7 separate regions of the Homo sapiens genome follow, and regions 1, 2, 3, 4, 6 and 7 are each linked to region 5. The links are chromatin loops, found by intact Hi-C in ENCODE. Cell type or tissue: endothelial cell of umbilical vein. All regions are shown on one strand.

Region 1 (4,000 bases), 110 kb after region 5:
AGCTCAGGGAAGGCCCTATCTGTGCCCAGCATGGGCAGCTGTCCACAGGGATTATTTGAGAAATGTTTGCCCACATTATCTTAGGAAACTAATGGAGTAACTGAAGTAGGGAGGATGTTCTGGAGGAGGCTGTTGTTTCGGGTTCACTTGGAGGAACAGGGCCAGAGTGGTCTTGGCTGGGGTTTGCTGGAGTGGGAGGAGGGGGCTGCTGGCATGCTGTGGAGGACACAGCCCACCAAGCTGTTCTTGGAGTGTAAGATGGAGCAGAGGGGAGGGCGAGCTGAGGGTAAGAGGTGCAGGCTCTGGAGAGACTCCGTGGGTGCAGCACCACTCACTAGCCTTGTGCTGTCCTGGGCTTCATCATCTATAAAATAGGAGTGACAGTAGGGCCGTTTCAAAGGGTCTTATGACAAATACGCATTTTATACATGTAAAAGCACACAGAGCAGTAGTGGCATGAAGCAACCAGTCAATAAAGGCTGGCTATTATTTTATTGTTCTTCTGTACCATCCACCTCTTCCTATGTCAGATTATTCCACAGTTTGTTGCAGATTTTACACTTTCTTTACAGATCACAAAGAATCTTCATGTGTGCCAATTCACTGGCCACTTGGTCTCTCTACCCTCTTGATGATGTCTGTGGTCATAGCATGAGAAATCCCTTGGTGCTACCAGACCCATAGGGGGTAGAAGTCTCACAGGAGCCTTTGTGAAGGCCCAGCCCTGTTCCTTTTAAGGGACAGCTCACCCAAGGGGAGTGTTTTGAGAGTTTGGATGAGAGTGGTCTTGGAGGTGCCTCAGAACCGGGAACTGCAGCAGCAGCTTCTTTGAAGCTCATGAGGTCGGGGTGTTCTTGGCATTGCCTCAGTTTCTTCTCACTGTGCCTTGGGGGCTGGGGAGAGGGGAGAGGTGATGAGAGGAGAAGCACAACCTTTTGATTTCTTTCCTTGCTGCTGAGAAGCTTTCACTCCCTCCGGAGTCTGGGCATCTGTGGGAGAGCTGGACTGTTTTATAGCAAGGATTTTTTTCCCCCTTCTCTTTTTTTATTTTCCCATCAACACTTGTCAGGGATTCAAGGCAAAAAGCCTGGCAAAGGCCTGGGCTTCTGCACCAGCGCAGGCAAAAGATGGGTCTAAACAGGGAACAGAGCGAGGCATTGTTCCAACACTGCAGAGTGGGGAAAGTAGGTCAGGGAAGAAAATGCAGGTTTGACAGAGCTGGGAATTGAACTTGTCACCTCAGAGCCCATTGGTGTAGAAAGTGAACAGCCAGCAAGGGACCAGGGAGGAACTGAAGTCTGCTGCCCGGGCAGGGGCAGACACACGCTGTGAAAAGCCGCCTGCATGACGGTCACTGCCCCCTTCCGCGTCATGGCCGAGCTGCCATCTTCCCCCTCCCCCCACCTCATACCCTGGGAAACTACACCAAGTGATCATTCTAGACAGCAAGAGCAGCTGAGACTCTCTCTGGAGAGAATGCCAGGCGGCAGCTTCCCAGCCACCAGCTGCATTTGCGGGACTGGGATTTGAGACAACCACCCCCCCTCCGCCCCGCCCCCTCGTCCGCCCAGAGAGGAGGCTCTAATTACAATCAACATCACCTTCTAGGAAACTTCTTGCATGAATGGCTACCAGCAGAGAAAAGCTTTCTCCTCATCACCCTCCTGGTTAGCACCGTGGTGGCTAGGGGTGCTAGACGTACCCGAGCCTTGGTAACTCTCCCACTTTCTCTGAGTCCAGGCACTGAGCGATTTCGAATGAAGGGTGCTTTTTACAACGCTAAGGAAGTTTCAGATTGGAAGCAGCTCCAAATTCTTTGCTCTGATAGAGGCCTCCTCCTCCTCGCAGGTCTCAAACATGCTTCAGTAGCAACAAGAGGGACTTTGAATTGGTCATTTCAGGCCTGCCTGCCACACCTTGGATACCAAGAAATGAAAGTTTATTAGACACTCCTTCATTGAGTACTTTCAACATACACTTGAATCTGAAAGATATGCATAGCCACAAAGACCACAAACTTATGTGCCTACCACTTCTCCCTGGTCTTTGTTCTGTAATTAGTGACTTGTTTTCCCTCTTTGTGAAATGGGGATAGCATTGGGAATAACACCATCTCTTTGTAATGGAAAGGTTATCTGATTGGATGCAAAGACTCAAACTCCATTTCTGCTTAGTTCACTTACCAAAATTTGTCACCTCCAGATTCCTCAGCTATAAAATGAGGACAGAGTGTCACATAGAGCAGAGTTGTAAGGATTCAACCACAGATAAATGAGTTTGATATGTGGAAGCACTTTTCCCAGGCCTGGCACCTACAGGAAGCTGAATCCAATCCAGGAAGCTGCTCCCTTCCTTCCTCCTTGTTGATAATGCTGAAAGAATTTCTGGTGGGAGTATCTGGGAATAGATATACTCAGGGCTGGCTCTAAATAAACAAGCAAACAAACAAAGGGAGCAGAGAATAGGATCTGTCTGGTCACCTTGTCTTGCACATGTGGCTGTTTAAATAAAAATTAATTAAAATTCAATAAAATTAAAAATGCAGATTCTCAGTTATGTAGCTAAAAGTTAATCATTCAATGGCCACATGTGAGTAGTGGCTCTCATATTGGACAACACAGAGACAGACCATTTCCATCATTCCAGAAAGTTCTATGGGACAGTGCTGAGAGCATTCTTACAGAAATGAGCCTTGCCCTACCAATGAGAACAAGCTTCTTAAAGCAAAACCCAGATTTCCTTTCACCTCAGAGTGCGTCGTCTTCTTTTAAAGACGTTGCCTTTAAGACACACAGTATTTATTTCATAGCCTAACCAAGAAAACCACACTATGTACCCAGGTGTGTTCACATCCCCCTTTCAGCTGGTCTTGTACATGTGTCTTCTGACCAGCTTCTACGCCCCCTGCCAAGCAGGTCGGGGGAAGACCCTACGAAAACAATGTGGGTGCAAATTGGGCTTTCCTATTTCATAGACCTTGCTCCCCTGGATGGCTTTGTGCCTAACATAAAGGGAGAAACATACCACCACATTCTGTAATTGTATTGTGGAATATGAGATGACTTTAAAACAGATAAGAGTGCCTACTCTGCCTGCCTTCCAAGAGCTGGGTCAGAAAAGAGTTTTTATTTTCTTGGTGCAATGAAGGAGGCAGTTTTTATTATTGGGGGTAATATAAGGAAATTGGGAAAAAGACTTTTTAAAGAAAAATGAGTGTTGTGAAAAGAGGGACATTTCCTAAATCCCAAGTCACCTTAGCCTCTGGCCGGCAATATTAGTGAAAGGACATCCCTGGTCATTTTACACGGGTGTGGCTAAAGCCCCAAGCACTGGTCACTGTGGGCTTCCACACGACACCCCTTCCTGCAGGGCAGTGAGCTCACACTTATTCAATCGCTCTCACTTTCTGTGATTCAAATAGAGCAGAAGTTTCCAGGAGGGATTAAAATGTACACCTGAATGACTCCAGCCCACTCCAGCCCAGAGAGAAGCAAAATCGGTGTGATGGGGGCGGGGAGGCATGAAATAAGTCAAGGTTAATTCAGCATGTGAGGAAAGTTTGAATTATTCATTTTCTGACCCTGTACCAGGTACTTTTTACTGCTATAGTCTCTTTGGGGGCAGAGTAGTCACACATGTGTCTCAGCCATCTTTTAAACACATGCTTTGTCTTTTAGTTTTAAGCAAAGGGTTGCGAACATAGGACTTTGGTGCCAACAGCAGCCTGGGAGATGCCTTTTAGGAGCACCCAAATGTGGTACAGCTGAGAGGAGGGAGGGAGCAGCCACTTAGCACTTCCATCCCATTTACGCTAAGTGATTGGGCAGGAGGAGAGGAAAGATTAAAAGCAAGAAGTGAGAAAAGCATCTAAGGGTTTGGAGGAGGGCAGGAAGGAGGAGGAAGTTTCATAGAAGAGGCGTGATTTGGTTTCCTTAAGTCATCAGAGCTCTTTCTTTGTCTTTAAATGACATTTCCAATTGGAAATTCATCTGAACAAGAG
Region 2 (4,000 bases), 61 kb before region 5:
TTCCTTTTCCATGGAAATGGAGACTGGAAAACCCACTCCCATGAATTTCTCTGAAGAATCTTCTCTCTTGTGTGCAGCAGGCTGTGAATGATGGGCTAAGATTCCCAGACCAGTTCGGGCCACTTCTTACCTCGCTAGTCCTGCAAGGAGGGTCTTTGAAATATGGGACATGTAACTCTTCTGGTTTTAGTCTTGGAGATGTCAGATGAAGTCTCAGTTAACACCATGTCATGATACAAAAACAATTTGTGGCACTAAATGTCTCATGTTCCCTTAGTGAAAAATAAAGTATAACTACACACATTCCTTCAATGTTTTTTCCAGATTCTTCTGCGTGATCCTTATAGGTGAAGCAAGGCATTTCCAAAGCCCAGATGTTTATTCCTTTCTTATTCTAATATCATACCTTTTACCACCAAATTCAAAACATATGATTACAAAATTAGATAGGTAAATATTAGAGTGTAGACTTGTTGAATAATATTTGAGTTCAGTATTCTTCATGTTGACACCTCTTTTGGTTGAACAGTTAATATTTACATTGAAATATTCTTTAGTGAAGAAAACCTGCTATAAAGAGAATCATATTGTGTGCAATTCTTGGCTTAAGCGATTCTGATTTCTCATATGTTTTTGAGATATCTTAATGCTGAGAATTGGATTAACTCGCACAGAGCTTCATATCAGGTGAACTGCTCAGGTTTGTAACCTTAGACAAAGCATTTTTATATGGGACTTGGTTGTATAATTTTTAAATTGAGAAGATTTCACTGGGTAATCTTTAAAGTCCTTCAAGCCTCGAATAGTTTGCCACATTTGGATAATATACATTCATGTCGGTGTGAGTTGAAAAGGAAGCTTAAAGAATGGTAACTGGTTTTTAAAATATATCTGATTCAATATTTGCACTGACAACAGTGTTGTTAGACACAGAACTTCGTCATTCACAGATTCATCATACAATTCATTCAGCCTTTAATTTTGTTATTTAATGTTGCTATACTTTTAGTAATGAAAAGCTAATGATCAGTGACTTTAATTATGTGCGTGTTCTTTTTTTTTTTAATTATACTTTAAGTTTTAGGGTACATGTGCACATTGTGCAGGTTAGTTACATATGTATACATGTGCCATGCTGGTGCGCTGCACCCACTAACTCGTCATCTAGCATTAGGTATATCTCCCGATGCTATCCCTCCCCCCTCCCCCCACCCCACAACAGTCACCAGAGTGTAATATTCCCCTTCCTGTGTCCATGTGATCTCATTGTTCAGTTCCCACCTATGAGTGAGAATATGTGGTGTTTGGTTTTTTGTTCTTGCGATAGTTTACTGAGAATGATGATTTCCAGTTTCATCCATGTCCCTACTAAGGACATGAACTCATCATTTTTTATGGCTGCATAGTATTCCATGGTGTAGTATTCTGTCTTCACTGGTTGTAAAAGAAGTTACTAGATGTTTCTCTTAGGCTATATATATGTGTATGTGTTTACATATATATATTTGCACAACCACTAGATAATAGATTAAGGTTTCTTATGAACAGTGAGCATAACACCACCAAAACTAAACTCAGAATATCTCCCTTGAGTCTGCTCCTCAGGCTTTCCTACCAGATGAAATGACACCAAGCCACAAACCAGGAGTCTCCTATGACTCTTTTCTTTCCCTCACCTTTGACATCCAATCAGCTAGAAAATCCTTGGCTCAGCTTTCAAAGTTGATCTCAGATTACTTCATTCCTCTCCACCTCCTCTGTTTCACCAATCTGCCAGTCCTTCCATGGATTAAGGCAGAAACCGCTTCAGTGTTCTCTCAGCTTCTTTTGCCCCTAGGCTCTGCATAGCAACCACAGTGGTCTTTCAACACCTAAACCACTTCACTTTCCTCCTCTCCCTAAAACCTTCCAGTGGCATTTGCTTGCACTTAGAATAAAATCCAAGTTCCTTATTGTGGCATGTTAGTTAAGGTGATACTGGCTGTGGTGGTGAATACAACTCTAATGTTCAGTGCTTCCTTCACACATGAAAACATATCCCTGGCTCAGGTAATAGTTTGGTGCACGTGTCCCTGGTTTTGAGCAATTTTCCTCCACATGGTGATTCAGGGACCCAGGTTTTTTCTTCTTGTGATCGTGTCGTCTGCTATGGCCTCAGAGCCTTCTACATCCAGCTGGCAGATGGAGGAAGAGAGAATGGAAAAGGCACACCCATTTTTTAACTGCTGTAACATTAATATGACCCCATTACAGCAACTCACATTCCACAGATGAGAACTGGTCATGATAACCTACAGGCCACATTTGGCAGGCTTCCAAATTACCACCCCACCCCGGGGGAGGTCTTATGATTCATGGAGTATATCCTGTCCTGAGTGAAGAATCTTATTGTGAGTTCTTCAAACTGTTAACACACTGATTAATACGTATCCTACTGACAGTGAAAAGGATGCTGATGTGTTTCTGAATCACGAAGTTTTGCTGATTTGTTTCTGAATCATGAAGTTTTACTGATTGTCTTGCACGTAGCACATTTTAGCCTGTATGATGTCACCTGCAGCCAATGATTGTAACCTCTGTATTGTAGCCTCCACTGAACAGGACAACTCTGGTATAAGGAGTCCTCCTCCCTTCTTCTAAACTTTCCCATAAAAGCCTTCCAGCTTGTAGCAGCCTCTGGCACACACACAACTTTGTTGGCCTGTCTTCCCGGGGGGACCCTCACAAATTATTTCTGTCTCAACAGCCTTAATTTCAGTTAAGAGTCACATGAACTTCCCTAGAAGCTAGTGGGGGGAGTGAGAAATGTAGTCTCTGTCAGGGAGATGCTCTCTAGGCAGTGAAAAGCGCTATGGAGGGCAGTCTGAATCCTTGGTGGCCAGCCAGCTAGCCATCCTGCTGCACATGGTCTTCCAGCCCCCCCATGACTTGCCCTTGCCCTCCTTTCTAACCTCCTCGCAACCCCTTTCCCTGGCTATGGTCCAGTCACACTGGCCTCCTTCCTTCTGTAACCTCAGACTCATCCTTGACTTAGGACTTTTGTGTTCTCTCCCTTCTGCCTGGAAAGTTATTGTTCCCAGACCTTTGCCTGGGTATTTCTCTTTAACACTCAAGCCTCAGTTCAAATGCCATCCCCTCAGGAGCCCTTCCTGACTATGCAATACAGACACATCACCAGGTTTAGTTGTCTTTACAACATGAATCAACTATCTGGAATTATCTGTGCTTTTTAACTCGGTTATTGTCTACTCTGCCCCTACTCGCCATCTGTGTAATGTAAACTCCATGCCTGACTGTCTTGCTCTCTGCTGTCTATATGTCCAGCACACAAAACCTGACTGGCACATATATGTCACTAAATACATATTTATTAAATGAACGGATAAAATCTTTTGGTCCTGGGTTCATATCAGTGAAGAAGAGTTGGTATAGGAACACCAGTGCCACTTTACATTTTCAATCACTAAGGTTCAGTTGTGCTGATCAATCATTCAACCAGTAAAATCAACCATTTCTTCTGCATTAAATCCTCATTGTACCATCCTGGAAGAACCTGGTGGTATATCTTAATCTAGTCAACCAACTAACCAACCAATCTATATCCTGTTAGAAATCCTTCTGTGCAAATTATTTTAAAATGTACTTAGTCTTTTGGAATTTTTTAAATAGTCTTTTCCTGACTAAATGTGAATCTGCATTACAAGTGGTACATTTTGCTTGCAAGTAATTCTTATTGCCACTAATAACACTACCGGGGAATACAAATAAACCAATGCAAAGCAATTCTAATGTCTGCTCCACCAGCCAGTTTTAAAGCTGCTAATGGAACTTGAGGCGTTAGAGTTTTGTGTGTGCTCAGAATTTCAGAATGACTTCTTAATTCCTTTTCCTTATTATTTCCAGGGTGGAAATTCAAAGCCCTTTTGAATTCTTATTGATGAAATTACTGGCAAAAATATGGAGTTTTATGAGCATATATTTTATTCTACTGCGAGGCAAC
Region 3 (4,000 bases), 350 kb after region 5:
TAGCTGTGTGCTCTGTTTGGGATTCCTGTTATTGTACGGGTTGCAAAGAGTTAACATGCATTTTCTCTGTGATCTATCCAATGTGTACTTATTTTGTTTATAGGACCTTGCCACCTCACCATAATGTTTATAGGTTTTCTTGATGATTTCATTGCCTCTAGGGAATGTACTGCATCTCACCTCTTGCACATTACTCTTCTGTGGGAATCTGAACATTCTGTGTCTTGCGCTGCCCAGAGGAGTCTACATTCCACTCCTGCCTTCTGCTGAGTCCCCATGCTGAAAGCCCACCTGCTTCAGTAATTCTCCAGTCTTCCCCTTCCTGCCCCCCTCACTTGATTATTGATGAGCTTTCTTGAGCTGCCACCACCCCATTAAATAACCCAGTTCTGCACTTGGTGAATGGTTTCCCACTCTCTGCAAAATAGGCACTTCTCCCTACTTGTCCAGAAAGCAGTCTGGTCGCTGCTAGGAAGGCCTGGCCTCTTGGCAGAGGGCCATAGGAAGAACATCACCCCAGCACTGAAAACCAGTTTTTTGGTGTGTAAATGTTTTGCTTGTTTGTCTGCTTTGTTTTTTAGCTTTAAAAACATCACTCGGCCATGGGAAAGGCAGGTATATTTTGATTGCTACCAGCAAGGCATGGAAACACTACTTCTGTGCGTTCTCAACATGGATCACTCTTAGAATTAGGTAAGAGAGCTGAATAAAGAGAGTTTTGCAGAAGAAGGGATTTGCGGAGAATATAGAACAAAGTTCCAGTGCAAGAGGGTTGAGGAAATCAGAAAGCAACTAGTTTTCTAAATTAAAGGGAAACCACATACAGACTCTGGATGAATTCAAAGGCATTTAAAGGCTGGGCTTTTTTTCTTTAAGTATCATTTTCATTTGCACAGATTTCCCAAGCAATCCACCTGGCTGACTTTACTCTTCTCTCATCCATATGGAGGTCTCTGGCTAAGTCCAAGGAGCTATAAACAAAAAAATACAAATAAGAACTGTGTAAACAGGAAGTCAGGCTCCCAAGCGAGAAATGTGTCTAGTAAACGATGTGACAACACTAAGGAGTCATTGTAGCACTCCTTGCTCTGATCTTATCCAGCTCTTTCATTTCTGTAAATGTGCCTGCGTAAACCAGCACCCCAGCCAACAGCCTATTGCAGGGGAAAGACACCTGCCTAGCCTCCCTCTTATTCCTCCATCACTTAGTCTGTCCCGAGATGTCATTGTCAGGCATTGGAAATTACAGAGTCAATCTGCCCTGCCTGTGATGGACTCCGTGTGAATACATCTCTTATGTGTGTTTCACACGCACGATCTGGTCAACACCCAGTGTTCTTTTTTCTCCTCCCTCCTCCCATCACCATCATCCACACGTGGCCATTCACCTCACAGTCTGGTATCTGGGGCCAACCTTACCTCTCAGGGGAGAGACTGATTTGATTTGCTCTTCACCCTGAACAAGGAGACCTTTCATTTAAAAAGGGAAGATGCTTTATTTCCCTGTGAATTAGAATAATGAAATATTTCTTGTAAACCTGGGAATTAAAATGGAGACAATATGAGTCCTTCAGTTTCTTTTATTGGTCTTCAGAGGTGAACGTGGGAGCAGTTGTAAATATGCATCAGGGTATCTCCTGGTCTGATGGTATTGAAACTCCATTCACAGCAATGCTAAGTGTCGCTGCCGGATTTGTCTCCAAGAGCTCCCTCCCATTTCTTCCCACCCTCTACCTCGCTTCCAGCTCCCTACCCTGGTTACAGTGACTTTGAAACTAGTAAGAAGCATTTTGAGGTGACACTCGAGTAGCTGTGTGGTCTGGAATGCATTATAATGTTATGTCTCAATTACAATATTCTTTGGTTGATACACAAGGCAGGCACAGCCAAGATCCAGCCTTAGGGCGCACTGCCACCTCCTGGAAAACCCTCTGTGTGCGGCGCCTGCTATCATCCTTCCTCCAATGCCACCAACCAGAAAACAAGCACTTGTTCATGGCCTTCTGTCTTTAGAATCCAAGATCTGGGCACACCTAGCCATCTTCTCCTGTCCCTTCAAATTGGAATGTACTAATTCCTGAAGGAAGTGAAAATGTGTTGCATTGTCTTTTCTTTTTTTCTTTTTTTTGGAGACAGAGCCTCGCTCTGTCGCCCAGACTGGAGTACAGTGGCATGATCTCGGCTTATTACAACCTCCACCTCCTGGGTTCAAGCGATTCTACTGCTTCAGCCTCCCGAGTAGCTGAGATTACAGGCATGAGCCACCACACCTGGCTCACCTGGCTCATCTTTTATATTTTTGGTAGAGAAAGGGTTTCACCATGTTGGCCAGGCCGGTCTCCAATCCTGACCTCAAGTGATCTGCCCGCCTCAGCCTCCCAAAGAGCTGGGATTACAGGCATGAGCCACCGCACCCGGCTGCATTGTCATCTTAATTACAAACAAGTAACTAGGTTGGGGAAGCCACTGGTGCAGAGATCCGTGATCATTACTCTCACCTTCTGCTCCTGAGGCTGGTAACAGACGCTGCTTACTGTAAATGAGTGCCTGGCACCAGTAGGATCCTGCCCTCGGGATCTCTGGAAGAAGTGCCAACATTATTTACATCATTATGCCTAGCGTTCCATTATTGCAACGCTAACCATGTGGAAGTTATTTATATCCCACTGCTCAAGGTCATTGCCAAGGTCTGATGGCAAAAATTCAAAAAATTGCAACCTCAGGCATAAATGGGTTAAGGACTGGACCAAGGACTTGGAGCAGAAGTCACATGCACAGGCAGAGTGTTGGAGTGGAGGAAGCCCTGAGTTCTTCGGCCCTATTGCTATGTGGTGATTGTTTGAGATTCCACCTTACCAGCATGTTGAGATGTCTAATGAGATATTTTCAGAAAACACCAAAGACACAGAAAAGCACCTATAGGTTTCCATTTAGACTCACAGCAAATGAAGACCAGCACACACAACTGTGTCTTCGAAGCAACCCTGCTGACTAGAGGAGGCTAGCTGTCAGGTTTTGGCTAGAAAAGCAAAAATACATCTGGGGAGATATCAGTCCCATCATCATGAAAAATAATGGGATAACATTTCTCTATCAACAGCTTTCCTTTAAAATAACAAAAATATGATTATCAGGCAAATAAGAACATATTCTCATTAATTGAATTGATTGATTTCAGTTAATTACCTGAATTGCTTAAATTCAACTAGTATCCCTCTGAGTCAGCAGTTCTTATCTTTTGAAAGGGGGGTTACAGACTCTTTGAAAAATATTTTTAAAATGTGAAAATGTCTGTATGCTTCTTCCAGAAAAATGTATACACATTTTTTCTATTATTTAATAATATCTGTGAAACCCCATCACCACTGCCAAAGTGATCTTAACAGCACTTAATTAAAAATGCCTCTTGTAGCTAGTTTTCTTTGCAAGCCTGGGTTCAAGTTTTGGGCATCCTGGTTAATTTGGGGAGAAAGGAGGGGCCACAGGAATATTTGCAATAAGCAGATCCCTGGGTTGGGCACCTACAAGAAATGGCCAAGGATATTTCCACTTCTCTTCTGTTCCCTGGCCTCACACTGAAAGTAGATTTAAACGTTCATCTTTTGAAAATCCTGGACCTTCAGAGACACACATCTGAAAAGCTCAGATAACACCTTGCTTCAGCTCAGCTCCGGGAAAACAAAGCTGAATCAGGGTTCTGCCATAGCACCTGTTTGGACATGCTCTCTGTATTTAGCCCTAGAGAAAAACCCTAATGAAAGTGATTTGGGAACATAGGCTTTCTTGTGGCAGGAGCATCAGACACCACATTTTCTGACAGTATCATTAGTATTAATAGTCTTAACTCCTAATATTTACTAAGCTCTTACATTGTGATTAGAGTAGGTGGTCTAGGGTGGACAAGTCACTCTGTCATGGAAAATCATCATTCAAAGCACTTTACAAACGTTAACCTACCTAATCTCCCCAACAGCAGTGTAAGGTAGGTCCTCTTATCCAC
Region 4 (4,000 bases), 530 kb after region 5:
ACAGGAAATATTATGCATCCATGCCATCCCTTCTCCCCTGCAAAACTTGGAAGCCAAAAGCCTTCTTACAGCCACCTGTTTTTGCTCTGCCATCAGCAGCAGCTCCAGGCAGCCTTCTGCCTTTGGGCTTTTCCAGGCAAGAGTCAGGCTTCTATCTCCAGTCACCTTCCCACACCTCCTACTCTCACCTCGCACTCCCACCCCCGACCAATGTTTGAAGGGTCTACATCAAGCTCTCAAAGGAACTTGGAGTCCAGGCTTCTGGGTGTCACTTCATGAGTTGTGCCTCTACCCCACTGAGTGAACAAATCTAAGCCACCGAACATACCCTGTGGGATTGGGGTTATGCCCCCACCCTTCCTCTCCATACACTGGGCCCCATGCATGGCAGGTGGCTCTGTTAAAGATTACTGACCATTTTTCTCTTGAGACTATTGTAGCTTTTACAGCGCTAAAAATTTTAAGCATAACACCCTTCTCTACCATCATCTTAGGCAATTTACAGAGATAAATTTATGATTTTGCATCTATAGCACATGAAGTATGGATTTTTAAAGATTCATTAGAATATATAATTCTCACATAAAAACATTTATACTCATAAACAGTATTTCCATAAAGATGATCTCATTAGATATAAAGTTTATCTCTGGTGAATTAAAGTTAATCCTGAAAATCTTGTCAACCACACATAATATATGGTACCTAATGTATCTGATACATTCTGAAACAGATAAGTGGATGAAATATTTTTAAAGCACCACATCTAGTAAGGCAGCAGAGAATTAGAAACGGATTTTATTTCTTGTTCTTCAATATAGTAATTGGTGACCTTGAGAAATGCCATTTAACCTTTTCATGTCTCAATTTTCTCATCTATAAATAGATATAATCATCACAAAGACCCGCTGTGAGCAATAGATGAGATAATCTTGAGAGCTCTAAAGCTCTACATATAACAGAAAGGCATTATTGGGATTAGGGCAGAGGATCTGCAGCTCTGCTGTTGCCTTGAACAATTTCCATGATTCTGTGACTCACTTTTACTACCTGCAAAATAGACACCGGAAGGCGTCTCTCCAGTTTTCCTTAGAAGGCAGAGTCTGTATAAGAGAAAAAAGCTGATTTCAGGGTCCAGCAGATTTAATTAGCTGCACAACCATGGGCCAACTCTCGAGTGTTAGAGAGGATAATGATGACTACCTCACAGGGTTGTGAGAATCAAATGTCTTAAAGGAGAACAGTGCTTAGTAAATAGCTAACAGTGCTCAGCCTGTACAATTGTTAGAATCAATATTGGGTTTCCACTGAAAATTACCATGGGGTTACCTTGCCGTTTACTGCCTAGGTCCAGTCATTTCTGAATAAGATTAGTTGCTATGGTTACCTTCCCAAAACACCACAGTTGAAAACGTGTTGGAGATGGGAATCGATGGTAGGAGGCTTTAGCGGAGGACACAAAGCAACTTCAGCCACTGAGACATTTTAATACATGTAAACTCCTTCCCTTGGAAACCTAAGTCACATTTTGCCAAAATGGAAATGAACTCAGGAAGTGGACTTTCAGAAGTTCTGCATTTGGCCAGCCTCCTTCCCCCATCACCAGGCCCTCAAGGACAGGTGCGTTCTGGCCCTGAACCAGCTCCAGAGCATCTCAGTTTCTTACCCCAGGATCTGGCAGTTGGAAAGATGTTGGTTGCCAGGCAGAATTCATCAGATTCACTTCCCAGATGCTATCGCTTCTGATGCCGAAAGAAAAATAGGTTGCCCAGCAATTGAGGTTGGAAAGGACAGGTGTAGCTGAGAAATGCACAGTGTTGCACAGAAAACAATAATGGGTTATTTTTGTTAAAATTCATTAGCATGCATATTTGTATATTCCAGGGGTCCTCACATCCCGCAAACATACTTAGTCTCTGGAGGGGCTAGCACTAACATCCCCGGTTAAAGTGTCCCCCACAGGAGTGTTATAAATGGTATTTGATCTGTCAGAATCAGTCACAGCTCCAACAGCTCTCAGCAAATGAATACAAGTTGGTCTGACCCTGCTTCCTGTTTCCAACTAAAGCAAACCGAAGACCTGAAGAGGCCTCACAGGCAAGAGTATTTTGCACCCGCTCCTAGTGAAAAGACTCTTTTCTGCCTGGTCTTTTTTCCCAGACATCCCAAGGAGCTGTCCTGCTCTTATTTGAAATTCAAACCAGAAGGAAGTCACCTCCGCAAATGCCAAGTGTCCAGCCTCCACTTCCATGATGATTCAGCACCACCTAGGGGCCATTGTCATTCATTTCTTGCCAGGCTCATTTCTTGCCATATTCATTTATTGCCACAATAGAATTCCTTTTTAAGTATTGCAGCTGCACCCGCCACCGCCCCCTCGCCACTGCCATCCACATAAGAAAAGTACAGAAGCTTCTCTACACACATTTTTCAAGACTCGGTTCCAGATCTACTTCAGCTGGAAACTCTGGTCCACTAGCTTAGCACACAAGGATCACTGCTGAGGAGTGTGGTTCACATTTACAATACACCACGGGGACTTCGCTTTATTATTATAAGAACTGCTATAAGCATCTACTACATGACAAGGCATATATAGTTATTTCTAATGTATACAATAGTCCTTCAAATTGGGTAGTAATCCATTTTACAGATGAAGAAACTAAGGCTCTGAGAAGTTAAGCAATTTATCCAGATCCCAAACCAGGGTTGACTTACTCTTTTCACTGTAAAACGCTGTCTCTCTAATCTTACTGTGCGTAGAGCCAACATGGCAGTGAGGGTGCTCATTTTAATGATTCTAAAGCAGAACATTCAAATAAATCTTGTCCTTCAAAGAAGTCACTTTGAAGCCTATTCTGTCATGCCAATAGCTAATGCTCATAACAATTGAGTCTCTGCTATAGGAACTGCCTTCAGAGCTATTTGTGAGCTGCACGACCTAATCTCATTACCTTAAAGTATGTTATATGTTTGAAAAAAATATGGTAGATACCATTGGAGGACTGAAGGATGTGCCATCCCAAAATTTGTATGTTGATTATTTCTAATGGAAAACAATGGAGAAATTCTAGTTTCAGAAAGGAAGAGCTGATCTATATCTTCCTGTATGGAGCAAGGGATAAAGAATCCTCTGGGACGGATACTCTTCGAAGGCCCTGAGATTTATCCATACCAGGATGAGAAAATAGCCCTTATCACCAGAGACTTGGAGGCTGCAAGGAACCCGAATAAACAAACTTACGAACAAAATAACCTTTATCTTCCACTTGCTTTACACCCCCTCATATATCTCCTGTGACTCCCCTAGAAAATTTTACTGTCCTAGCCAGATTTTCTTTCTCCTGTTGTTTCTTCTCAAATTTATCATTCTTTGTCTAAAAAGTATAAGAATATCTTACTTTGGCCTCTTGTTCAGACTTCACTTTCTTGTGAAGATCCCCAAGTACATGTAAAACTAGTAAAATTTATACATTTTTCTCTTGTTAATCTGCCTGCTGTCAATTTAGCTTCTACATCCAGCTGACCAGCCCACTAAGAGCTAACAGAAGGGTTGAAGTTGATCTCTGGTTCCCCGGTACCATGCTGTTCAAGCAGTGTAATCTCCCAGGTCCCTCCTCAGTAAATTTCGATTCAGTATCACTGGGACAGGCCCAACAGTTTGTGGTTTTGTCAAGTACATGTGACTGTAATCACCAGGAAAGCTTGAGTAACACTGGTGCGATGATACAAGCATGAGCTCTGGGGTCAGAAGGACTTGGGTGCAGATCTGGCTCTGCCTTTTTTCTAGTTGTGCACCCCTAGGAAAGGCAATTAAGGCCTTGAGTATCAGTTTATTCATCTATAAAATGAATATTAGTAATCATTAATAACCACCAAACAGGGGTGTGAAGACTGAATGATATAATGGGTGTGAAATGCTAGCACAGTGCCTGGCACATAGTAGGCACTTAATACATGGTCATTACTATTGTTAACTTAATCACCCACTCAGCTTAAT
Region 5 (4,000 bases):
TCTGAGTGTCAGTTTCTTCAGAACTAAGACTGAGGGTAATAATACGACTTGATTCCTAGCATGATTCTGAAGCATAAAAGATAATGCAAGTGGAAAACTTTGTGAACTATGAGGCCATCTATAAAATGTGACACATATGTATATAACAGGGTCTGTTTCAGGGGATTTCATTATTTTCTTTTTCTTTATATTTTTATATTTACATCAAACACAGTTTCAGTTTTTACAATAGGTTCTGATATCTGACGAGGCTGATCCCTAAGAACATTTGCATTTTGCTAGTTTTCCTGTTTATAGTTTTGAATGTTTTTAATAAGATAAGCACTAAGCTTAGCAATTCGTCAGTGTTCATTCTAATGACCTTCAAGAAACGTCCCGTTGGATCTTTAGACAGAATTATTTCAGTAAGTTTGAGGAGCCTTGGCATCTTTATGTTGAATTTTTCCATCTAATAAAAATATAACTCTTCCTCTTAATTATTAAAAATATATCCCCCAATCAAGGTTTTAAAACTTTTAATACATTTCTTATTGAGTTTATAAATATTTTATATTTGTCGCTATTTGAATAGCTTTTCTTTTGCTTTATATTATCTATCTGTTTACTGCCAGTATATAGAAATACTGTTGCTTTTTAGGTATTTATCTTATTCCAAGCCACTTTATGACTCTTTTTTAAAATAAAGAAAGCTTTTAGTTAATTCTTTTGACTTTTTCAGATTTATACTTGTGTGATTTTCATGTACTTTAGTACCTTAGTTCACAAAAATTTATTCCTTTTGTGTTTATAACCTACTGCATTAACCAGAGAATCTAAAGTGATAATGATGCTAGCTGATAGTCCCAGCTACTCGGGAGGCTGAGGCACGAGAATCGCTTGAGCCTGGAAGACAGAGGTTGCAGTGAGCCGAGATTGTGCCACTGCACTCCAGCCAGGGCGACACAGCGAGACTCTGTCTCAAAAAAACCCCAAAAAACAAACAAACAAAAACCAGAAACAGTGATAATCATACTAAAGGACATTCTTTGTGTTTGTTTCTGATTTTCAATGTTTGCCAATTAATTATAATCTTTATTTACTTTAAGCCAAGAGCATCTTTATCACATTGAAGGAGCATCCTTCTATTCCTATTGAAATGTTTACTCTGTAATTAGGAAAAGGTGTTGATTTTATCAGATGTGGTATCTATGAAATTATCACATTGGCTAATTATTGTTGTATCAGTGAATACTCAGTGGATTATTTTCTCCTTGGAAATCAATCTCTGTGGTCAGCTGACTGGCTCTGCTAACAGTGACAGATGTGTAAACGGTGCCTTTACGAGTTCAAACATTTCAGGACCAAACTTTTTGCACAAGAAGGTGGTCCAATGCCAGAAGCAAGGGTTGCAGGAGTAGGAATCCCCCCGAGTTTCTCTCCTTGGACACATTTTCCAAAGTTGGCCGCTTTGAACAATCCTTTAAGGTAAGGACAATGGACATGGCAGTTGTTAACACTATGAAGAAAAGACAGTAGAGGAAGGAGCATGGAATATGGGAACAAAAATCAGCTGGCTGCTCAAGAAATGTGAAATTAGAAAGTAGAGAAAGGTGGTGTCTTTGTATATGCTCCTCCCCTCCCCTCAGCCAGGCCTAACAACACCCCAGCCGCACCCCTCCAACCAAGACTCCGCCTTGGACCCTGCTCATGCCTTTGGGCTTAAGACTGGGAGTGGAATTTCAATGCCATGGAACTCGCATTTTAAAATGCCACGCTCAAAAATATCGCCTGAAATGTAGGCAAATGAACTGCTAACATCAGTGTCTATACCGGGCTCTTGCTGGCACTCTGGCCGCGTGTATGACCTTTCAACACGATATTTTAAAAAATGAGCAGCGCTTTCCTCTTCCCCTGGCAGCTCAGAATAGCCCTGTTTCCTTTCCTATAAACAAGTCATATCTCTGGGAATTTCTAAAGCTGAATATTGTCTGCTAAGAAGACATGACTCACGCCATTTCCTGGCAGTTCTCACAAATTCAAGAACACCTCTTGAGGAAAGAATCCCAGACAAGAGTGGCCACAGAGAGCCTCGGATGCCTTCATTTCAAACACAGGAAGCTGAGAGACAAAGGAAAACACTAGGAATCGTCCCTGGCCTCGGCATTCCCCTCTTCTGGACTGAGTTCCTATTGTGGCTGTCAGAGCAGCCAGGGGACGCCCACTGGGAAACTCGTCTGGGCCGGTCTTCAGGCCTTTAGTCACTCACCCACCCCCTCCGTTTGGAAACTCACCTAGCTCAGCTTCCTCCTAATTCTCGGGGTAGAGGTTCTCTGAGGCGGGATTCCCCAAGGAAATTACCAGGAGTTCACGCACACTGGAGCCGTGGGGCTTCCTAGCTGCTTTTAGCAAAAACTCTGTGGCCAAAAAAAATCTCCTTTCTGCATTCTTTTCCCGGCACGTCCTCTCCTCCTCCACCCACTGGCCCTGTCTCTCTAAGTCCCCTCTTCAGTGCCACGTCATTTTCCTCGTATTTGCTAAATAGTCTAGAAACAAAAGAAAAAGTGTTTTACTTGGCTTCTCCCAGCTCAGCCATATAAAAACCTCTGTGTGTATGTGTGTCCCTCTGTGTGTTTATGTGATGCGTATGTCTCTATGTGCTTGGGTGTCGAGCATATGGGAACAATAATGCAAGGGGGTTGCTTGAAGAGATTGGATGAGAAAAGTTGGAAAAATTCTGGGTAATCAGGATGTTGCTGCAGTTATACCTACTTCTTGCTTTCAGTTGTACCTACTTTTTGCGTTCTCATTAATGAAACGTCAAAGGATTGATTTGCATAGGGCTCTGCAAATGCACTGCGGTGGGAAGGTTTAATTCCTGTTGATCCATAGCATGCCCTGATATTGGTCTCATTAGAACCAGAACCCTGGAAGCTGGAAGTATCCATAAGGGCATGATCCAGAGACAATAGTGACTAACATGTATAAAGCATGATGTATGTGTCAGGCATGATGGTATGTACTTCATATGCATTTTCTCATGTGTCACTAGTAAGGAAGCAGGACTGGAGAAGTTAAGTCAATTGTACAAGATTTTTAAAAAGTCATGGCAAAGCTGGAATTTAGACCCGTATCTATTTGGAAACCACAATCTGGTTCTTAGTCACTGTGCCATAGAGCTATCCTAAGAGAGTAAGATGGGATAGGAAGGGAAGGAAAGAAAGACAAGGAAGAAGCAGAGGACAAGTATGTGATTACTACACTGATATAATTGAATGATGTCATTTCTCCCTCAACTCTCTAGGATGACCAACTTATCCAGGTTTGCCTGAGATCTTGGTTTTAGTACTGAAACGTTCACAACCAAGGAACTCCCTCAGTCTTGGGAAAACCTGGACAGTTGGTCATTCCATTGCTTACCATCTGGAAAATCTGCTACAGATCGTGTGGATTGTTAGAAGATAAAGCCCATCCATTTATGACCTGAAGAACCTGGGTTATTGGGGGATACAGTTGAAATCCATGTCATGGATAGCTGTGCGTTATATATATGTTGTTTGTATGCCTCTCACAGAGTTCTTGAAATTTGGAGTCCATAAAAGACATGTAATAGTTGTTGACTTGATTTATAAAGAGCAAGATAGATTATGAGTAAACATCTGTGGGATGAGCACAACTGCAAGTAATAGGGCTTTAGGTAAAACCTAATCCATGAACAGTAAAGATTTTTTTCAATGTAAAGTTGTTTTCTACATGTATGTGCAATTTCTTTCAACAACACTGTATGATACATTTTGACTAGATTTTTTTTTTATGTTAGAGTCTAGGAATATTCACTTTCTATCAATGCTGTGCTCCTGAATGGTTCTATGAAAAAAAAGTGGATTTTTATAAATCATATTTTCTGTGTATTAGGGATGTGAATTCTTTTCCAGAGCCAATATGGCCCCTCACCTGTTTGGTTTTGCAAATGTCAGTTTTAGATATACAGTTAAGATGCTAGCTGCAAGTGGAAAATACCTAT
Region 6 (4,000 bases), 200 kb after region 5:
CACTGAAGGATTATCAGCAAGAAGTTTGAGCCAGAAAGAGTCTTTGAGAGTGTGGTTCATCCATTTTTTTCAGGGAAGGAAGTGAATTCTCTACTCAGATTCAGTAGTTTGCTGGAAAGGGAAGGGGTGGTGTGGGAAAGGCAGGCGCTGAACCTGATTCCCAGGCCAGAGTTCTTTTCACCAATAAAAAATGACAGTTGAAAATAGCGTTTTGTTCACTCATCCTAATTGCTTCTCTTCCTGGTGGTTTCTGGAGGCCAGAGGAGAAAAGAGGAAGTGGCAGAGGGAGAGGGCATTCTCCAGGGCAAGGAGACAGCTTTTACTTCCAACACAGGTGCATACTCTCAGGGCTACCCCGTGAAGCTAAATTGGCCTCTCTGTTTAGAAATCCGGATCTGTCCCAGACAGTAAGCATTTAATTTTTTTTTTTTCCAAATGAAAAACGTTAGAGACAAGTAAATAACACCTATAGTTAAATCTGAAAATACTGACGTGTTCTACCAGAAATGTTGGTAATAAACACATGCACACTGCTTCTGATGTTCCTTTGGTGAAGAAGGAAGAATTTCTGGCTTTCATGATACTCTTGAATCTCTTCCTACCCAGGATTGTGATCACTGTTGACTTTCACTTTGATTGTTTGGGAGTTGATTCAATTACTCATTCATTCATTCATTCATTTGACAAATGCTTGAGGCAGGCTGCAAGTCAGGCACAGGTCTGGTATCTTTGAAGAGTCACATTCTTGTGAAGTTTACGTTTTAGATGTTGTGAGGCTTGTATCCATGGTGAAGCAGGAAATTAAACCTTCATAGCATCCTGTAAACATGGATTATTGAGTGTCTTAGGGCTTTTAATAAAGGCCTTGAGGTCCCTGTCAGAGGAGGGTTCAAAGACCACTTTCTTCCAGGTTCTCCAAACCCTTTTTTTTTTTAACCACTCAATGACAGCAGAGCTATCTATCAGTTCCTCTGAACTTGTTCTGAATGAGCTTTTCTTACTGTTCAGTCTTCACTCTCCTATTACTGTTTTGCTTCCTCATAGAATTCCAGATTAGTGGGCCCCTGGAAGTTCAGCTGGTAGATGAGAAAACTGAGCCCATTGAAGTTAAAGTCACCCAGCTAGTCAGGGTTGATCTTCCCAACTCAGAGTCCCCTGCTTACTTAAACTTTTATATCCAACAGGTTTACTTCCCCTGGAAACTTATTTGGTATTTTTTATTTTCCATCTCCATGCCCTCGATAGGTTTCTTTATGTCTGTCTGGAAGTGTAATGAAAAATAACACTAGTTATTGAATAGCTACAACATACAGAGTGTGCATGCCCAGCCCTTCCAAGTACTTGGCATGTCAATTGATTGAACTCTCACAATGCTTCTGCGTTGTAGGTACTACTATTACCCCATTTTACAGGTGAGGAAACTGAGGCACAGAGGGGTTAACTTCTCCCAGGGGGATTGAGCTAGTGAGTAGTGTAACCTGATATTGGACCCAGGCAGTCTGGCTCCAGGGCCAATGCTTGGGTCCCTGTTCTTCTGCCTCTCAGTATGCGAATGGCCAGTCTGTTTCTTTAATTGGAGTGAGTGGCACTTGGCACACCCACACAGCCACCTTAAACATTGTGGGAAATCAAGTCCAAGTATCTCAAGTAACAGTACAACAATCCATATCAGGAAAAACAGCTTAGGGCTTGACTTCATTATGGTTTTGGCTGCCATTTTATGCATTCTGAGTAGAAGAAACATTCCTCCTAGCGCCCCCACCTTGTCTTTAACATTCCGCAGTGGAAGTTCCTCAAAGCTCTCCGTTTTGAAAGCATCCTCTATGATTACCAGCCACTAAATTGCATCTGCCACCGAGGGCCCAATGGGCTTTGAACCTGTTATTCTTGGGAAATTCAAGCTGCGAGGGAGAGAGAGAACGTTGTACACGTGTGCAGCTGTGCTTTGGAGTACAAGAAGTAATCGTATGTGTCTGTGTGTTTTTTATGGGGGTAGGGGAAGGGTATATTAATTAACCCAACTGAGAAGGAGATGACTGTGTTCCAGGAAGGAGCCAATGAAATGAGTTTGCTTTAAAAAAAAAAAAAAAAAAAAATCCCAGTAGCCCGAGTCAGCCTGTGCAAGTGATTTGGGAGAGGAAGGGGAGATGATGTAACTGGTTCGGCATGTTCCCGTCTTGGCCAGTGAGTGTAAAGGGGCCCAGGGAGTTTGAGGAGGGTGTGTGAGTGTGTGTGCAAAGTTAACAGGAGCGGGTGGGGGTGCATAAGAGCGGGCTGTAAAACAGGATTAATAATGCCTTGTCAGACCTTTCCCTGTTACTGTGTTTTTCAGTAATTTTGGTTTGAATGAGGGCTCTCTAGCCAATTAATGTTTATTTGTTTCCTTTGGCAAGATCCACTGGGGGGAGGAATGAGATTGGTGAGTTTAAAATTTTTGTTTTGTTGTTGCATTTTGGAAGAAGAGGCGAGTAATGTGAGTTTGGGTTTTCAATGATGGCTCCCCCCCTCCCCCTCTTAAGAGGCAGGAGGCAAGACATGGCCAGCTGGTGCCTTGAACTGACACAGGTGCAGAGGCTGTAGGGGGTGGGGAGCCAAGAATAATTACAGGTTTCTGAAGCATCAGGCCCTGCCTGACACAAGCGCTCGTCAAGAAAACTGCTCTTTATGGAAAATTAATGGGAAGCTGAAAAAGCGACAGGGCCATTGTTGTTCTTAGGAAGCCATCACTCCTCTGAAAAGAGGCCTCCTCCCACGTCCTTGGGCTCTTGACGAACTGCTTAGAGTCCTCTCCTTTTGGAGCAGGGACCGACTGGTTGCCATTGTCATGGGATGTGATGGGTTTTTCCCATTGGAGTGTCTCTCCTGCATTTTCTCATTCTTAAATCTCACTTTCAGTGCAGATCCAGCCCTTTGCACTTCCCAGTAGTATGGGTAGGATTATTTTTATTGACTCTTTAAGATGTGAATTTCATTTTGTCCGTGGAAGTGTAATGACCAAAGCAGGGCCATCTAATGGAACTTGCTTTCAATCTGTATGTAACAAGTGGGATTTCCACCAGTGAGTGCCAACCTGAATAGGGGCCTGGTTGGGAGATGAGGGCATAGGAGATGAGGGGATAGCATACAGGAGCATCTTCTAGGCCCCAGCTCTGCATAAGCAGTGTTGTCTCTTGACTATTCAGAAGCTGTAATTTAGTTATAGTCCAGTGGCCAAGTAATAGTGAGCAATTCTTCTTAAGGGCTCTCTGCAACTGTGGGTAGAGGCCAGGCCAACAGACTCCCAGTCAGTATGTCCTGCAGAGTAACATCTGGAAAAACAACTCTAAACCAAGTTAGAGAAGCCTCTCTGTGCATGGGCCATCATGTCCCTAATGGTCGCATTGAATTTTGAGGATCACAGACATAATGAATGAGGAAAATGCATTTCCAAGTTGTTGGAAGTGTAGGGGAACCCAGTGCCTTCCTTCAAGCGGTGTGAGGCCTGGGCCATAGCTACCAGCTCTGCCCAGGTTATGTGACTTTAAAGCTCACTTTGATGGTTAATTTAGATTTGAGTTGTTTTGGGAATTTCTTTTATGCACTGCAACTAAGGAATCCTTGGAAGATGAAAGGGGTATTTGAGGCTGCTTTGCATCATGTGCCTGGGGAAAGTAATTTCAAAGACATCACCCTCTCCCCAGGCCTTTAATCTTGTCTCCTTTCTCCCCCTCCAACATCCTCACCACCCACCTCCCCAAGGAAACATATGCAAACAAATATTTTCTTTGTTTGTTGAAAATAGGAGAAGAGAAACATGGAAGAGGTTTTGATAGAAATTTTTCAGCTTTCATGTTTGTTTAGATTTAAATTAGTTTTCACAGCATTGTCTCTCAAAATTTACAAATTACCAGAGGGAAATATATAACTTGGTTTCAGCTCTAGCAACCAGTAGATGTGAGAAACAGTGGAAAGCAATGCAGTCTTAACATTTGTTGTAGTCCCCTGGTTATTTCATGGAGTT
Region 7 (4,000 bases), 140 kb before region 5:
CCCACTGTTCACATCACAGCTCCTGTGTAGGTGTGTCCTCTCACAGCACGGGGGCTCATGACACAGGCATGCAGGCAGCAGGCTTCTGTTCAGTGGTTCAGGAGTTGTCACTCAGGTCCAAGAAAACTGCTTTGCAGCATCTACCCTTGGCATGGTAACTCTTATTGATAGCCTCCTCTTGGTCTGTCATTTCTCTGTAATTCCTGCCCTGCAGGAAACCAGAAAGTGATTTTCTATGCACAACCATGAACCATGTTTTTACCTAAAAATATATTTATGAACTGATCTCTTGTTTCCTCCAAATATTAAACCCTTTTCCTTAGAATGGAAGAGGACAGTCATTTCTATAAGATCATGTTCAGATTAGAGACGCAAACATTTTCTGTCCTAGAGTTCTTCGAAGTTTACTGTCATGAGAAAACATTTCTTCCCTGAGGAATTGAATTCTGAAAGTTCAGGAGCCCAGTAGCATCATAATTTTTTTCCATTCATTTCTTCCAGTGCCCTATAAAACAATCGCAAAAATAATACAAACTCGATCCCAAATTAGATATAAAATATGCAAAGGTGTTGTGCTATGTAAGTAATGTACTTATTATCACATATGCGATGCAAATGGATGCAACATTCTACAGAATACTTCGGGAAAATAGAGAACGTAAAAATGTTCTGATTTTAATCACAAAATAATTCTATTCAGAAGTTAGCCACGAGAGGGCAGCATTGTCTACACAAACACAGAATGGCGACTGCATTTGAACCTCAGACATTTTCGTGAGGCTGTTTCACCATTTGGTTTCAATCACAGGGAATGATCATAGAAACAGCATCATTGATGCTTAAATTCACAGTTTTTAAAATAAAAACTCTAATCTCTTCGTCTGCGCAACCATTAGGACAAGGCTAAATATCGTGGAACAATGACACATATTTTTCTTATATTTCTCTGTCTTTTCCAGCATGTCTTCTTTACGCTCTACGCTCCGTTTCTGTAGTTTACTTACTTTGAAAAAAAAAAAAATCACCCGACTATTATTATGATTCTGGCCACATGAATCCCAGTGAGCATCAATTTCTTTGTCTACGGAACTTTTTTTTTCCCCTGGAGTCTTGCTCTGTCGCCCAGGCTGCAGTGCAGTGGTGCGATCTTGGCTCACTGCAACCTCCGCCTCCCGGGTTCAGGTGATTCTCCTGCCTCAGCCTCCTGAGTAGCTGGGATTACAGGCGCCCGCCACCATGCCCAACTAATTTTTGTATTTTTAGTAGAGACGAGGTTTCACCATGTTGGCCAGGATGGTCTCGATCTCTTGGCCTCGTGATCCACCTGCCTCGGCCTCCCGAAGTGCTGGGATTATAGGCGTGAGCCACCGCGCCCGGCCATCTACAGAACTGGTAAGCAGTCTAGGGTAGTAAATAGAAACAGGGCCCCAGCTGTGGGCAGGGGCTGCTTCTGCCACTTCGAGATTTGCTTTTCCCCATAGATGAACTGAAGGTAATAACAGCATCTGCCTCTCACTGTGCTGTTGTGAGGATGCACTTTATAATGGATTTCATAAGGTGCCTGGCACATAGAAAGTGCTCAGTAAACATTGCGGTAACAGTGGTGGACTCTTTTTTTTTTTAATTGAATGAGTTGTCAACATTTAAAAATCTGGAGAGCTCACATAAAAATCCTCACTGATCAGTTTTGTCCACATATATTACTTGCCCGGCTTCTGTGGGCACGCGGGTTGTGGTCCTTCGTGAGCCCTTCCATCTCCCACCATCTGTTTATTGCCTTTAGATGATGATAAAAAAAAACTGCACCATGGCCAGCAAGAACAGCTGTAGGAAGGAAGACTTCAGATTTTTTCTCCAAGTTGCAGAAGATGATTGTGCTCAGTCCTAACAACTCTCTGTAGATTCTTTTATCTGAGCAATCCAAAGCCCTTAGCGCTGCAGTTTAATCTAATTTGTTTCTTTTGTCAGATTTCATTTTGAGGCTGAAGCCTTTGAGAGACTAGCAGAGAGCATTTCCTATGGGAAATTTGGTTTCATTCATTCCTAGGTGGCAGGTTGGGGGGTCAGGATTGTCAAACTGGGGAGGACATCTGATGCCTGATGGTAAAACAAAAAGCCACCAGGGACAGGCTTAGGACAGTTCCACTGTGACATCCTTTTTCCTTTTTTCCCCTTCACTTCCTCAGCCCCCCTACCCCATGTGTTAAATGGGTTTTCTTATTTTTAATCTTAAAGAAAAAGAATTTGTGTTTATAAAATAAGATTTAAAAGGTTATTTCCTCCTCACAGTGGGAATCCAGGGAGATAGCTTGGCAGCCCCCAGGAGCTCAGGGAGGAACTCAGCAATCCTCTCATCTGTCTTACAGAACCGTGCTAAGTTACCAAAGGAAACCACCACTCATTTATCTAAACCCTTTGCAGTTAAATGCTCAGAGACGAATGCGCTTGTTGCAACTGCTCTCAGGGTGGCAGCAGACACTCAGAATGGTGTTTCGATTTAACTTATTGCATTTCAGCTAATTGAAAAGCAGAGCACATCGAAGGGCCTCTGTGAGAACACTTTTCAGACTATAAATCGGGGCTGGAGGAGATGTTTAATTAAATCAGTCCTGAGGTCACAGGAAGGAAAAGCAAACCTCTCCCTCCCAGACTTGACCTGGTTCACGTAGCATGGCAGCTGGAGAACTTGGAAATGTGTTAGTAGGACTAATGTAAATATACCAGATTAAAGCACTTCCCCGCCAGACTACGAAGCAAGAAATCGGATCTAGAGACAGACAATGGCTCTGACCTTCCAGTTTAATTCTGTATGCAAGAAACACACAGATGAAGATGGCCGGAGAGGCCGAATTGCTACGTTTCAGATTGCAGTGCGAGGACAGACTTTCTTAAAAGAGCTTATTTCCAAAGAATTCTGTTATTTGCGAGCAGGGACTTGGGAAGCCTTGAGTCAGTCCTGGGTCAGAACTGAGTGTTTGAAGGGGTGAATCATTAACTAAAACCCAACAGTTCATGAAGGAGGAAACCTAGTTAGAATTTGGGATCCTAGACAGGACACTAGCCAGGTGTCATCTGCAACAAAGGAAAGCGTGGCCAACCCAGCGTGGCCCACACAGGAAGGCTCCACACAAACCTATTGGTCTCACTTTTCTTGCTGAATTCTCTCTCAGGTTCATGGGCTTGTATGATGAATGTTCATGCAACATCTCTCAACAGCCTTCTCTCCCCATCCTTCCCAAATTTAAAGATAGGATCACGTGACAGAAAGAAAAAGAGCAGAATGTAAATGTGAAATCATAGCATTTGAAGGTGTGATCTTGGTTTTTAGCTAGAAGACGAGGAAGCTGAAGAAGTAACTAATTCAGGCCGGGCATGGTGGCTCATGCCTGTAATCTCAGCACTTTGGGAGGCTGAAGTAAGCAGATCTCTTGAGCCCATGAGTTAGAGACCAGCCTGGGCAACATGGTGAAACCCTGTCTCTACAAAAATGCAAAAATTAGCCGGGAGCAGTGGTGCACTCCTGTATTCCTAACTACTTGGGAGGCTGAGGCGGGAGGTTGGCTTGAACCTGGCAGGTGGAGTTGCAGTGAGCTGAGATCACACCAGATCTGCACTCCAGCCTGGGCAATAGAGCCAGACCTTGTCTCCTTAAGATAATAATAATAATAATAATAAAAGTAATTAATTCAGTCCAGCCAGTCAGCATAGGGAGCTAGCATGTTGGTCATAATTGCATGGCCCAGTCTGGAGCACATAGGTTCCTGTGATGAGCATCATGATGTGAAACAAAGCAGTCAGTGCCTTGGAATCATTACCCACTCCCCTTGCATCTCTAATCGTATATTGATTATGCTTATTTTTCATTCATAATTTTCTATGACTCCTTATTTCCCATGATACATCCAATTTCCCATGAAAGATCCATATCAGTCCTATTACCCCTTTGGATCTATTTGTTTGCTGGATCAATTCTCATTAAGACTTTAGTTTCACAGTTGTG

What was found. Peaks named below come from ENCODE experiments on the same cell type or tissue, not always from the same donor. Only the 100,000 strongest peaks of a DNase experiment are listed, where the experiment ranks them.
Region 1: a loop joins it to region 5, with 6 times the contacts of the local background. A loop is called at or near these places in 13 of 110 quality-filtered maps.
Region 2: a loop joins it to region 5, with 6 times the contacts of the local background. A loop is called at or near these places in 11 of 110 quality-filtered maps.
Region 3: it touches region 5 in a loop (2.9-fold over the local background); 28 of 110 quality-filtered maps call a loop at or near these places.
Region 4: it touches region 5 in a loop (8-fold over the local background); 8 of 110 quality-filtered maps call a loop at or near these places.
Region 6: a loop joins it to region 5, with 8 times the contacts of the local background. A loop is called at or near these places in 3 of 110 quality-filtered maps.
Region 7: it touches region 5 in a loop (9-fold over the local background); 21 of 110 quality-filtered maps call a loop at or near these places.

Annotation. Positions count from the first base shown.
Region 1 is chr2:207,224,786-207,228,785 of GRCh38, reverse strand. All of the region lies in intron 3 of MYOSLID-AS1 (MYOSLID antisense RNA 1), which reads left to right. Among named protein-coding and RNA genes, the nearest start is that of MYOSLID, 13 kb to the left of the region's middle. RefSeq lists enhancers at 2,761-2,870, 2,991-3,100. In endothelial cell of umbilical vein, no CTCF peak of the experiment used is centred here; no DNase peak of the experiment used is centred here; H3K27ac peaks cover 336 bases.
Region 2 is chr2:207,393,454-207,397,453 of GRCh38, reverse strand. No RefSeq gene overlaps it. Among named protein-coding and RNA genes, the nearest start is that of MIR1302-4, 130 kb to the right of the region's middle. RefSeq lists an enhancer at 1,871-3,070. In endothelial cell of umbilical vein, no CTCF peak of the experiment used is centred here; a DNase peak (open chromatin) is centred at 2,353; H3K27ac peaks cover 2,185 bases.
Region 3 is chr2:206,979,826-206,983,825 of GRCh38, reverse strand. No RefSeq gene overlaps it. Among named protein-coding and RNA genes, the nearest start is that of CPO, 42 kb to the right of the region's middle. RefSeq lists a silencer at 1,839-1,988. In endothelial cell of umbilical vein, a CTCF peak has its summit at 1,936 (motif pointing left); a DNase peak (open chromatin) is centred at 1,905.
Region 4 is chr2:206,798,964-206,802,963 of GRCh38, reverse strand. No RefSeq gene overlaps it. Among named protein-coding and RNA genes, the nearest start is that of MIR3130-1, 18 kb to the right of the region's middle. In endothelial cell of umbilical vein, a CTCF peak has its summit at 2,268 (motif pointing left); a DNase peak (open chromatin) is centred at 2,253.
Region 5 is chr2:207,332,953-207,336,952 of GRCh38, reverse strand. It overlaps LOC105373851 (a long non-coding RNA gene), which reads right to left and starts at 2,593. Exons shown (of 4, transcript XR_923809.3): 1 at 2,271-2,593. RefSeq lists enhancers at 1,971-2,380, 2,641-2,690. In endothelial cell of umbilical vein, no CTCF peak of the experiment used is centred here; DNase peaks (open chromatin) are centred at 182 and 2,132; H3K27ac peaks cover 3,562 bases.
Region 6 is chr2:207,132,251-207,136,250 of GRCh38, reverse strand. All of the region lies in intron 1 of KLF7 (KLF transcription factor 7), which reads left to right. Among named protein-coding and RNA genes, the nearest start is that of MIR2355, 24 kb to the right of the region's middle. In endothelial cell of umbilical vein, no CTCF peak of the experiment used is centred here; DNase peaks (open chromatin) are centred at 750 and 2,140; H3K27ac peaks cover 4,000 bases.
Region 7 is chr2:207,471,799-207,475,798 of GRCh38, reverse strand. No RefSeq gene overlaps it. Among named protein-coding and RNA genes, the nearest start is that of CREB1, 56 kb to the left of the region's middle. In endothelial cell of umbilical vein, CTCF peaks have their summits at 710 (motif pointing right) and 2,454; DNase peaks (open chromatin) are centred at 718 and 2,498; H3K27ac peaks cover 553 bases.